Linked DNA regions of Homo sapiens: all the other regions are linked to region 4. Evidence: chromatin contacts called from ENCODE Hi-C or POLR2A ChIA-PET data. All regions are on one chromosome and are shown on one strand. The core of a region is the stretch at or near the end of the contact, and the rest is flanking DNA. Distances in the headings are between cores, read along the strand shown. Region 1 holds the start of BLM (BLM RecQ like helicase). Region 2 holds the start of RCCD1-AS1 (RCCD1 and UNC45A antisense RNA 1). Region 3 holds the start of MRPL46 (mitochondrial ribosomal protein L46). Region 4 holds the start of TICRR (TOPBP1 interacting checkpoint and replication regulator).

The links. Hi-C counts contacts between places; a loop is a spot of excess contacts on that map. ChIA-PET counts read pairs that join two places held with the same protein, here RNA polymerase II (POLR2A). Pooled maps may share reads with other maps.
Region 1: a loop to region 4 is called in a pooled map, with 7 times the contacts of the local background. The contact joins the promoter of BLM here to the promoter of TICRR in region 4. A Hi-C loop is called at or near these places in 6 of 50 pooled maps.
Region 2: a loop to region 4 is called in a pooled map, with 11 times the contacts of the local background. The contact joins the promoter of RCCD1-AS1 here to the promoter of TICRR in region 4. A Hi-C loop is called at or near these places in 4 of 50 pooled maps. POLR2A ChIA-PET finds 5 or more read pairs at or near these places in 2 of 52 experiments (HepG2 and naive thymus-derived CD8-positive, alpha-beta T cell).
Region 3: a loop to region 4 is called in a map of CD14-positive monocyte, with 6 times the contacts of the local background. The contact joins the promoter of MRPL46 here to the promoter of TICRR in region 4. A Hi-C loop is called at or near these places in 4 of 168 maps with a recorded cell type or tissue (CD14-positive monocyte, CD4-positive, alpha-beta T cell, CD8-positive, alpha-beta T cell and 1 more), 1 of 37 single-sample maps with no recorded cell type and 10 of 50 pooled maps.

The regions. Positions count from the first base shown.
Region 1 is chr15:90,716,085-90,718,801 of GRCh38, forward strand. BLM (BLM RecQ like helicase) reads left to right here and starts at 1,262. Exons shown (of 22, transcript NM_000057.4): 1 at 1,262-1,356. It overlaps CRTC3-AS1 (CRTC3 antisense RNA 1), which reads right to left and starts at 1,056. Exons shown (of 4, transcript NR_120372.1): 1 at 897-1,056.
Region 2 is chr15:90,953,232-90,955,952 of GRCh38, forward strand. RCCD1-AS1 (RCCD1 and UNC45A antisense RNA 1) reads right to left here and starts at 1,262. Exons shown (of 2, transcript NR_170325.1): 1 at 1,104-1,262. It overlaps UNC45A (unc-45 myosin chaperone A), which reads left to right. Exons shown (of 20, transcript NM_018671.5): 19 at 1-79; 20 at 228-862. The coding sequence ends at 485. It overlaps RCCD1 (RCC1 domain containing 1), which reads left to right and starts at 1,653. Exons shown (of 8, transcript NM_001017919.2): 1 at 1,653-1,717. RefSeq lists enhancers at 10-510, 1,335-1,889, 1,690-1,799 and a silencer at 2,020-2,149.
Region 3 is chr15:88,465,920-88,468,794 of GRCh38, forward strand. MRPL46 (mitochondrial ribosomal protein L46) reads right to left here and starts at 1,469. Exons shown (of 4, transcript NM_022163.4): 1 at 1,231-1,469. The coding sequence starts at 1,458. It overlaps MRPS11 (mitochondrial ribosomal protein S11), which reads left to right and starts at 1,789. Exons shown (of 6, transcript NM_022839.5): 1 at 1,789-1,863; 2 at 1,989-2,105. The coding sequence starts at 1,799. RefSeq lists enhancers at 1-1,003, 1,470-1,639.
Region 4 is chr15:89,574,077-89,576,776 of GRCh38, forward strand. TICRR (TOPBP1 interacting checkpoint and replication regulator) reads left to right here and starts at 1,393. Exons shown (of 22, transcript NM_152259.4): 1 at 1,393-2,164. The coding sequence starts at 1,511. RefSeq lists a silencer at 1,381-1,670 and an enhancer at 1,792-2,320.

The DNA of each region.
Region 1 (2,717 bases), core at 12-2,511, 1.1 Mb after region 4:
GGAGTGTTTAATAGTATCATATTTTGGTTTCAATTTACCATAGAAGATTTTCAGGAGGGAGGTAACTTGAACAGATTTTTACATTTTAGAAAACTCTTTCTGCGTATTATGTGGAGAATGATTATTTGTATACCAAAGTTCATAGCAGCATTATTCACAATAGCCAAAAGGTGGGAATAACCAAGCATCCATTTATATGGATGAATGGATAAACAAAATGTAGTATACATGTATAATGGAATATTATTTAGCCTCAAGAAGGAAGAAATTCTGATACATGCTACAACATAGATGCTCCTTGAAGACATTATGCTAAGTGAAATAAGCCAATCAGAAAAGAGCAATTATTGTATGATTCAATTTATATGCGGTACCTCGCACTTACAGACAGAAAGTGCAATATCGGCTATAAGGGGTTGTGAGAAACGGGTAACGGGGAGTTACTGTGTAACAGGCAGATTTTCTATTTGGGATAATGAAAAAGTTCTGGAGATGGATAGTGGTGATGGTTTCACAACAATGTGAATGTACTTAATGCCAGTGAACTGTACACTTAAAAATGGTGAATTTTATGTTAGATAGATTTTATCACACACACAAAGAGGAGGGAGGGCGGGAGGGAAGGAGAGAGGGAAGGAAGTAGAGAGGGGAGAAGAGAGGAAGAAAGGAAAGAAAGTAAGATCTGGCATCACAGGGCCCACATTCCCGCGTGTCAGCAATAGGCTGAAACAGAAGCATGGTTTCTCACGTGTCCATGGAGGCATCTGAGTGTGTGCCCACTTTCCCGGTTCAATGACAATTTGCACCTGCTCGTGTAGAGGGGTACGGGTGAAACAGAGACCAGTATTATTAAGGGGATGGAGAGGAGAGACCGCCAAAACATCGCAGAGACACACCGTCGGAACCAAGAGAATGGGGTGCAGACGCCTGGCTTGGCCTGTGGGAACTGGCAAGTCTCAGCTCTCAAACGCCCGGGCTTTTCAACCCGCCACAGCCGGGTTCCAGCTGCCTACTTCCTTTAAAGCCTTCACCGACTCTAAAACACCAAAAACAAAGACCCAACTAGCTCCGGAAGCCCGAGATGTAACCGTAGTCATCTGACCCTCCCGTCCGGACTCTGATTGGGCTTTGGAGATACGCGTCCCTCCCGGCGCTGTACGGCGACCCCGCCCCAGCAGCCTGAGGGGGCGGGAACAGATGTCCGAGTGCGACAGTATTGGTCGGCTTCCCCAGGAAGCAGCCAATCGGAATAGGCAAGCTTCCGGCGGGAAGTGAGCCAGGGCTTGGCGCGGCGGCCGTGGTTGCGGCGCGGGAAGTTTGGATCCTGGTTCCGTCCGCTAGGAGTCTGCGTGCGAGGTGAGTACCGCGCGCGTAACTACGGGTCGGTCCGCATTGATCTAGCCCTGCTCTGGCGGCCCGGCCCGGAGCTGGAGGCCGCTCGGGTTCTTCCGTTTCCTGCACTGGTTCGCCTCGGCCCGCTGAGTCCTCTAGTCTGGCCAACATCCTGGGAGGACAGCAGATACATAAATACGTTCCCAAATGGGGAAACAGAGGCCCGGGGCGGGGGCGAACTCTGCCAAGGTCTCCCGGGGCGTCGGAGGCCGAGCATGGGCTAGGACCTGGCATGTTGTTGCCCATATACTCCAGTGCGTAACATGATGCCCTGCACAGAGTAATCCCAGCCCAGACCTCTGGCACTACTACCTCCGTGTCCCTCCTGAGGAACAACGAAAACACTTTGTACTTTTTCTGTGGCCTTCCATAATCACGAGCTGGGCTACTCTTGTTTTTGAGTGTCTACTGTGTGCCATGTTCCTGGCACCCTTGATCTTACAACTGTAGCTTTACGATATCCCAGCAAAGCGAAGTGCTTAAGAATACTGCATCAGATTGCTTGGGTTCGAATTCTGGCTCCTTCACATTTAGCTCTGTGTCTACTGCACGTTACTGAAACACTAAGTGTCTTGGTTTTCGTCTGTCATATGGGGGAAATGGTCTCTTCTACTTCCTGGCGTTTTTGTTAGGATTAAACGACTTAATATATGCAATAATAAATGCTTCGAAGGCTACCTGTTACATAGTACACAGTAAGGGTTCTGTTATCATTACCCAGAGAAGCGGATGAAATTGTCCCCATTTTAGACATGGAGAATCTGAAGTACAAAGAGGTTGTCTCCGTACAGAAAGAGCATTTGGTGATTAAGTGCTAGAGATACAGGATTTGAACTAAGCGCCTGATTTTAAAGTATGTCCCACAACATTAGGCTTTCTCCTATAGCCCTCACCTGTCCTTAGGTCACACAGAACTTTAGGTACCTCATGGCGTGAGATGGAGCAGGTGACTGACAGCTCCTTGTGCCACCCATGCAGATAAATAACACTGGTGTGTCACTGTCAAGATTAAGGGACAGGAATTCGAGAGACTGCATGAGAGATCAGAAGATGAAGAAGCGGGTAGGCAAAAGTATTCTGTTTGGGGAATAGTAAATAGAATTAATTAAATCAACATTTTGTTAGCTGGGCTGCTTATACTGTCAGACAGTAGCTTATAATCTACTGGGAAGAAATGAAATTTCTGGGTCCTGTGTCACTTTCAATGCCACTCACCATGACAGGTACCTTATAAGTATAGTTTACAGTCCTATCAGTAACCTGGAGAAGTAGTTATTTCCTTCGTTTTACTGAGGAAACCAAGAGTTAAAAAATCAGGAAAAGTG
Region 2 (2,721 bases), core at 12-2,511, 1.4 Mb after region 4:
GCTACAGCGGGCAGCTGCCGGGGGCTTGGCCATGCTTACCTCCATGCGGCCCACGCTCTGCAGCCGCATTCCCCAAGTGGTCAGTGCCTCTTCTCAGTGGGGGAGGAGGGACGGACCAGGAACTCCCAGCAGCAGCTGAAGGGGGCAGTCCTAGGGTGTGTGGGTGTGTCCCTTGCCAAGGTTGAGCCTGTTGCCCAGGGGTCATATCTACCCTGTTTTTCTCACAGACCACACACTGGCTGGAGATCCTGCAGGCCCTGCTTCTGAGCTCCAACCAGGAGCTGCAGCACCGGGGTGCTGTGGTGGTGCTGAACATGGTGGAGGCCTCGAGGGAGATTGCCAGCACCCTGATGGAGAGTGAGATGATGGAGATCTTGTCAGTGCTAGCTAAGGGTGACCACAGCCCTGTCACAAGGGCTGCTGCAGCCTGCCTGGACAAAGCAGTGGAATATGGGCTTATCCAACCCAACCAAGATGGAGAGTGAGGGGGTTGTCCCTGGGCCCAAGGCTCATGCACACGCTACCTATTGTGGCACGGAGAGTAAGGACGGAAGCAGCTTTGGCTGGTGGTGGCTGGCATGCCCAATACTCTTGCCCATCCTCGCTTGCTGCCCTAGGATGTCCTCTGTTCTGAGTCAGCGGCCACGTTCAGTCACACAGCCCTGCTTGGCCAGCACTGCCTGCAGCCTCACTCAGAGGGGCCCTTTTTCTGTACTACTGTAGTCAGCTGGGAATGGGGAAGGTGCATCCCAACACAGCCTGTGGATCCTGGGGCATCTGGAAGGGCGCACACATCAGCAGCCTCACCAGCTGTGAGCCTGCTATCAGGCCTGCCCCTCCAATAAAAGTGTGTAGAACTCCACTGTGTGCCCTGTCCTTGGGCAGGGAGGGCTGCTGTGAGTGGGAGTCTCTGAGTGGGTGAGTGTGGGTGAGTATGGGTGTGAGCTGGGCGTGGGTGAGTGTGCAACGGAGCTTCACAGTGGCAGACCCACCTCCATGGAAGGAATCCAATGGATTCCCCAACCAGGGCCCACTGAGTTGCTTCTTAATCCTACTGGAGGGACAAAGGGTAAGCCTAGGAAGCTAATCAATAAGAAACTCACCAGGTGCGGTGCCTCAAGCTTGTAATCCCAGCGCTTTGGGAGGCTGAGGCAGGTGGATCACTTGAAGTCAGGGGTTCGAGACCAGCCTGGGCAACAAGCAAAACTCTTTCTCTATAAAAATACCAAAAAAAAAAAAAAAAAAAAAAAAAGAGCAGAGTGTGGCGGCATGCACCTGTAATCCCAGCTACTCGGTAGGCGAAGGTTGCAGTGAGCCCAGAGCGCAGCCTCCCAAAGTGTCGCCTGGGCGACACAGCGAGACCCTATCTCAAAAAATATTAAACTATCCCAAGAAATAAGTCGTTTAGGGTAGAGACTCCCATATGCTGGGCCTTCAGTACGTTTGTCTTTATATTGGGAGTCCTCTGTGGCCTCCGCTGAGGGCGCTGGGGCGGGGGTTGGGGTTGGTGGCCAGCTGAGCCTGGTTGAAGGGCGGCTTGGGCCCCGCCCACCACCCCAGCACGTTCGAGGAGGGCTAAGCCCAGCGTGAGGCTCGTTGGCTCGACAGAGGCACGTGACGGGTCCTGAGCCAATCCGTGGAAGGTAAAAGCTGCTTCCTGTTGGGGCATGAGTCCGGCGCGTGTCGGGTTTTGAGCTGCCGCGGTCCCGGGACTGAGGTGGGTGGCGGGGTCCGCCCGTCTTGGGCGTCACTCCTCGCCAAACCTTTAGCTCAAGTCTTAATGAATGTCCTCTCTGTGGTTCTAATCCGAGCTCCAGCCCCACGGGTTCCTGCAGGGGCGGGACCACCTGGCCCAACCTCTGCCTTGGTCCAACGCCCCCGGTTTCCTCCAGGGCCTTGGTCCAACGCCCCTCGGAGGTTTCAGCCCATTTCACAGACCGGGCCGCAGGGCCCCGGCGTAGGCCTCGGGACCGGAGAGGCCCTCAAGGGGAGTTGAACAGGGCTGCGGCCGCCGCGCCCCGGGCGGCGACGTCACCGCCCTTGCTGGTGATTGGCCGCCTCGCGCCGCGCGCCCTTCAAACCTTTTCTCCCCGTGGCTGTCGGCGCCCGCTGGGCGGGAGGCCTTTCCGGAGGCGGCCGCTCTGCGCCTCGGCGTTTCCTCCAAGGCTGCCCACCAGAAGGACCTGCCCGAGAGGGTAGAGGGCATAGGGTCAAGATCAAGGTCAGAGGCCCCCTTGGGTTGGGAGAGGACACGGAAGGGGTTAGGAGCCCAGGAACTGGGGTCTCAGGAGAGACCCAGGATCTGACTTAAGAGGCCTGAAAATGCCCATGCAATTCTGCTTCAGCCCGGGTGCAGCGGCTCACGCCTGTAATCCCAACGCTTTGGGAGGCCGAGGCGGGCGGATCACTCGAGCCCAGGAATTTGAGACCAGCCTGGGCAGCATAGCGAGACCCCTGTCTCTATTATATTAAAAAAAAAAAAAAACAAACCCGCTCCAGCCGAATCTGCTTGAAGTTGGCGTTGCTGTTGTAACCACCAGACTGTTTGTCTCCCCATTTAACGGTTAGCTCCTTGGGAGCAGACAGCTGTCCTCACTGGCAGAGGAGGAGCGCTCAGTAAATGCTCGCTGGACGAATAAATGGCTAGATAAGGTACAGTTGAAATTCTGTCTGTATAAGTTTCTCAAAACCAGTAAGATGTCCAGGGATAATTTTTTTGTC
Region 3 (2,875 bases), core at 219-2,718, 1.1 Mb before region 4:
CATGCAGAAAGGAAATGGAGGGAAAAAAAGGTCCTCTGAACTTTGGGCTTGAGTTACATTTGCCAAAAATGTTACAATGTCACTGGGGGTCAAGAGTGCTACAAAAACAGAGAGCTGGGTTGGGCAATGCCTGCTGACTCACCACAATCCAGTCATGTCAGTCTTTGATCAGAATCTCACTCACCAAGGACTTTCCTGTTCAGGGACTTTCAAGAGGTTGTTCCTTCTTCCTAGAATGTTTTTCCTCACATTCTTTCTTCTGGGAGAGTCCTACTCATCTTTCTGATTTCAATTTAAATATGACTGTCTCAGAGAGACATTTCTCATAAAGAGAAAAACCTGTATTCAGAAAGTCTGAGGCATTCCTTGACACTCACCATAAAATCAAAATGTGATGTATTTGTTAAACACTCTTATAGTGCCTTGTGTTTTCCTTAACAACACTTATCAGGGTCTGCATTTAGTTGTATGATTATTTGGTTACTGACTGATCCCCTCACTCAACTAGACTGAAGTACTCTGAGAACCAGAGCTACTTCTGCCTTATTCATTACAGCATCTCTATCACTTAACATACTCTCTGATGCATAGTATGGGCACAATGAACATCTGTAGGTTGAGTAACAAATATTTGTCAAGCGAGCGAGTAAATGAATAAATCAAGCAAAAAGCACAGAAGAGAAGTTTATAGTTCTCAACAGACCAAGACAAAAACATCTCGGATTCTGAGGAAACATATCACCCTTCAAACACTTTCTGTAGCGACCTCACACCTTCACAGCCACTACACTGTTTTTGCCCATGCTTCCTCACTTGCCCCTCACACAGATAGCCCCATGAGATAAAACAGAGTAGGCTTATCATAGGCATCTGACAGATGTGCCCACCGCCTCTTGTATTTCCTTCTTAACATTCATCACATCACAAAGACTTTCTCCCTCCAGACTTGTAAGCTCCTAGTGACACGGACCGATTCTTGTTCACCACAGGATCCCTATTGTGTTGCATGAACAAGAAGTAGAGTATCTCCAAAGAGTTGTCTAAGGTGACAATAAACACGGCCAATGAAAAGAAACCACTTTTTGTTGAACATCTATGTACCAAACCAAGTCAGTAAGGTAGGTACCATTCTGCGGATAAGTACCGTATACTTAAGTTCAGAGAGGTGAAATTACTCGCTCAAAGTCACGCAGAATAAACGTCACTCTGAACCCTGCATCTCAGTCCCACCTGCTGCAGTAGAGACGCCATCTCTTCCTGCAATGGGGTCAACGGCTTGGAGACTACAGGTGGCCGCTGCAGGCACAACGCGCCCAACAAGCGCCATGGGGATCCGTTGCTTGAGGGTGCGGCTGCAAGAGCCAGGCTGCGAGAGCTTAGACTGCCGGCCCAGAGCCTCTCGAACCGCCGCCAACCCCCCGCCACCCCTAACAGCGTCCGCCTTACGGGCGCCGCCATCTTTCGTTCTCCCACAATGCACCGCGGCTCCCAGGGATCCCTCAGCCGCGGGAGCGGCAAACTAGGGGAAAGCTCAGTCCCGGAACTGCTAGAACGAACCATTCGCATATGGAGGGGGTGACCCACCATCTCAGAACATTAAAAAAGGGAAAGAATCCCCTGGTGAACTACAGTGAAAGTCTTATTGAGCATTTAAATGGAAATAAAAATATTCAGTGGACCTAATGAAGAGTAGATGACTTTCCCTTCTGTCCCCTCCCCGACAGGCACTCATGGTACCGGCGCCGGCGCAGCTGTGACTGTCGCTGCAGACGGAAACTGACTGGGGTCAATTCAAGTCATGCAGGCTGTGAGAAACGCGGGGTCGCGGTTCCTGCGGTCCTGGACTTGGCCCCAGACAGCCGGGTAACAAATGACTGCCCCCTCGAGCCCACCGCCACCTCCAGGACTATGCTCCTACTCGTGTCCCTTGAGCCACCCGGGCCCCAGTGACCGTTAGGCCGTGGCCCTCACCGAGCTTTTCTTCCCAGCAGGGTCGTGGCCAGAACGCCGGCCGGGACCATCTGCACAGGCGCTCGACAGCTCCAAGACGCTGCGGCCAAGCAGAAAGTTGAACAGAACGCGGCTCCCAGCCACACCAAGTTCAGGTGAGCCCCACTTGGACCAGCCCTCTGGAGACCCGCAACCCCTGACTCTTGCCCGACACCCTCCAGAGTCAGAACCAGTGAATTTTCAGCTATGTCACTTGCTATCCGTGGGACCTTATGCAAATAAATCTGAGCCTCAGCCTTCTCATCTAAAAATGCGGATAATGCTGAGAGAGGTTGTGAGAATCAGATGAGCCGTGGTACAGAGTAAATGTTCAGTGAACATTCGTTAAATCAATGAGTGAATGTGAGATATCCATAACATGTATCAGCGTTCTTTTCTTCTGAGATGGAGATCTTTTCAGACCAATAACCTTCCCTGCCTCCAAAACAAAATGGGGAGGTAGAGGGCGCTAGCGATGGAACAGATGTTCCTGCACGTCTTACGGATGGTCCAGGGTGGGTTTTGTGCTCAGCCCTAGGAACTGGCATCTTGCTTCCCACCAGTGCCACCACCTCTGTATGCTGTATACACATCCACTTAACTTCACATCCATTTAACAAACATTTACCAAGAATCTACTATGAGTGAGACACCATGCTAGGTGCCGTGAATACAGATACAAAAGATCATTCCTCCCCACAAGTAGTTCACAGTCTTTGAGGGAAGACAAACATGCAAACATTTTAACCATAATCTGCTCAATAATATAATGGAGGTAAGCATTGGTTGGAAGTATGAAATCATAAGTGTCTAACTCCTGGCCGGGTGCAGTAGCTCATGCCTTTAATCCCAGCACTTTAGGCGGCCAAGGTGGGCGAATTACTTG
Region 4 (2,700 bases), core at 143-2,642:
CAATATTATATTAACAGTTTAAAAATATGCATATAAATGCATTTCTATCTATATATAACTTCTATCTATGATTATCTATCTATATATAATTCCTTTTTTTTTTGTTTTGTTTTTTTTTTTTTAGTAGAGACAGGGTTTCACTGTGTTAGCCAGGATGGTCTCGATCTCCTGACCTGGTGATTCGCCCGCCTCGGCCTCCCAAAGTGCTGGGATTACAGGCGTGAGCCACCGTGCCCGGCCTATCTATATATAATTCTATGTATTCTATCTATATAGCGATATATAATTTCTATCTGTAATGCAAATCTACATGTGATTTCTATCTATATATACATGTAGATAGAAAATTTAGGGAATTCACTGCAGGTGCTGCTTGCAGTCCACTTTTAAAACCTAACATTACATAATAAAACACTATTTTAAGAAGCTGCACTAGGCCGGGCTTGGTGGCTCACGCCTGTAATCCCAGCACTTTGGGAGGCCAAGTCGGGTGGATCACAAGGTCAGGAGTTTGAGACCAGCCTGGCCAACATGGTGAAACTCCGTCTTTACTAAAAATACAAAAATTAGTCTGGGGTGGTGGCGTGCGCCTGTAGTCCTATTCAGGAGGCTGAGGCAGGAGGATCGCTTGAACCCGGGAGGTGGAGGTTGCAGTGAGCCAAGATCGTGTCAATGCACTCCAGCCTAGGAGACAGAGCGAGACTCCGTTTCAAAAAAAAAAAAAAAAAAAAAAAAAAAAAAAAAGGAGCTGCACGATGCTCCCCTTGGGCGTGTACCATACCTTATTTAACCATTCCCAAACTGTTTCCATTTTTTCTGATGTTAAATAAACTCTAAGATGTACAGACGTCTTTTATCTGGCTCTCCGATTACCTTCTGCAGATAAACTCCTAGAAGTTACTGGGGCAAAGGGAGTGAACCTTTAATTTTTAATAAAATTTTTTAAATTACAGAAAAAGCCGTAGTCGTCAGATTCTACTTCCTAGGCGGTCCACAGGGATTTCAACAAGTTCGATTCAAACCATCCCAAATTCCCTCCCGGCACTAAGTTTTCCTCGGTCTTGGGAAACGTGGCCCCGCAGTCCGCACTCACGACTGCGCACAAACGCTGGCCTCTTTCCAATGGCGAAACTTCTCGACACGCCCCCGAGGCACCACCTCTTTAAAATTTAAAACGAAGGCCCAGGCCAATGAATGCTAAGCTTCTCTCGGACCACAGAGACCCGCCCACCGTCACTCCCTCCACCAATCAGACTGAAGTTTTCTCCACTGCCCCTCCAATCACCGCCAAAAATGGAAGTTGCTCTCGTAACTTACGTAAGGCAAGCAGCCAATAGGAGCAAACCTTGGAAACTAGCTCCCCCAATAGCAGCAGTTCCTGGAGAGCGCGGGAGCCTTTCGACCAGGGTCCCAAAGGAAAGCAGTGAGTGGTGCTGTTTCCCTGAAGGAAGGGACTAAGGGACGGTGGCGCGGGCCCGGACCGGGGCCCCGGGGCGGCGGCACGGCCGATATGGCATGCTGTCACAAAGTAATGCTGCTGCTGGACACCGCGGGCGGCGCCGCCCGCCACAGCCGGGTCCGGCGGGCCGCCCTGCGCCTCCTCACCTATCTGAGTTGCCGATTCGGCCTGGCCAGGGTCCACTGGGCCTTCAAGTTCTTTGACTCGCAGGGGGCGCGGAGCCGGCCGTCCCGCGTGTCTGACTTCCGCGAGCTGGGGTCCCGCTCGTGGGAGGACTTTGAGGAGGAGCTGGAGGCCAGGCTCGAGGATCGCGCCCACCTGCCCGGCCCGGCGCCCAGGGCCACCCACACGCACGGCGCCCTGATGGAGACGCTGCTAGACTACCAGTGGGACCGGCCCGAGATCACGTCGCCCACGAAGCCGATCCTGCGGAGCAGCGGGAGGAGACTGCTGGACGTGGAGAGCGAGGCCAAGGAGGCCGAGGCCGCGCTCGGGGGCTTGGTGAACGCCGTCTTCCTCCTGGCCCCCTGTCCGCACTCGCAGAGGGAGCTGCTGCAGTTCGTGTCTGGGTGCGAGGCCCAGGCCCAGCGCCTGCCGCCCACCCCTAAGCAGGTGATGGAGAAGTTGTTGCCCAAGAGAGTCCGGGAAGTCATGGTCGCCCGAAAAATCACCTTCTACTGGGTGGATACCACCGAATGGTCTAAGGTAAGGAAGGTTACTGTCGTCTCAGATGGCGTGCACGGTGCTTTCCTTGCTAACCAGAACTTGGCAGCGTCCTTAGAACAGCCACAGACCCCGAATGAGACTAATATGACTATGCGTCCCTTCGGAAGGAAACAAATAAATAGGAACAGTTTTCACAACAAAATGGGTAGTTCCTCACTACCTACTGTTTAAGACCCCTCACAATTTGGGCCCTACCTGCCTTCCCAGACTTGATTTTCCTACACACTACATCTACTCTAGCATATTGAAGTCCAGTCCAGAAAATCAACAGGTCTGGACTGCTTGTTTTGTGTTATGTGTGTTGTTCAATCTGCCTGGAATGCCAGTTCTCACTCTTCCAGGCCAGTCTTAACTTCACTTACCCTTTAAGGCTTCTTCTCCCAGTGACAACTGCTCAGTCCAGCGTCTGAATTGCCATACACATTTTGTGTGGCACTTAACCATTTCTCCATATGTTTTGATTATGCACATCTCTCACCCTCCATCTAGTCTAAAAATACCTCAGAGGCAAGCAG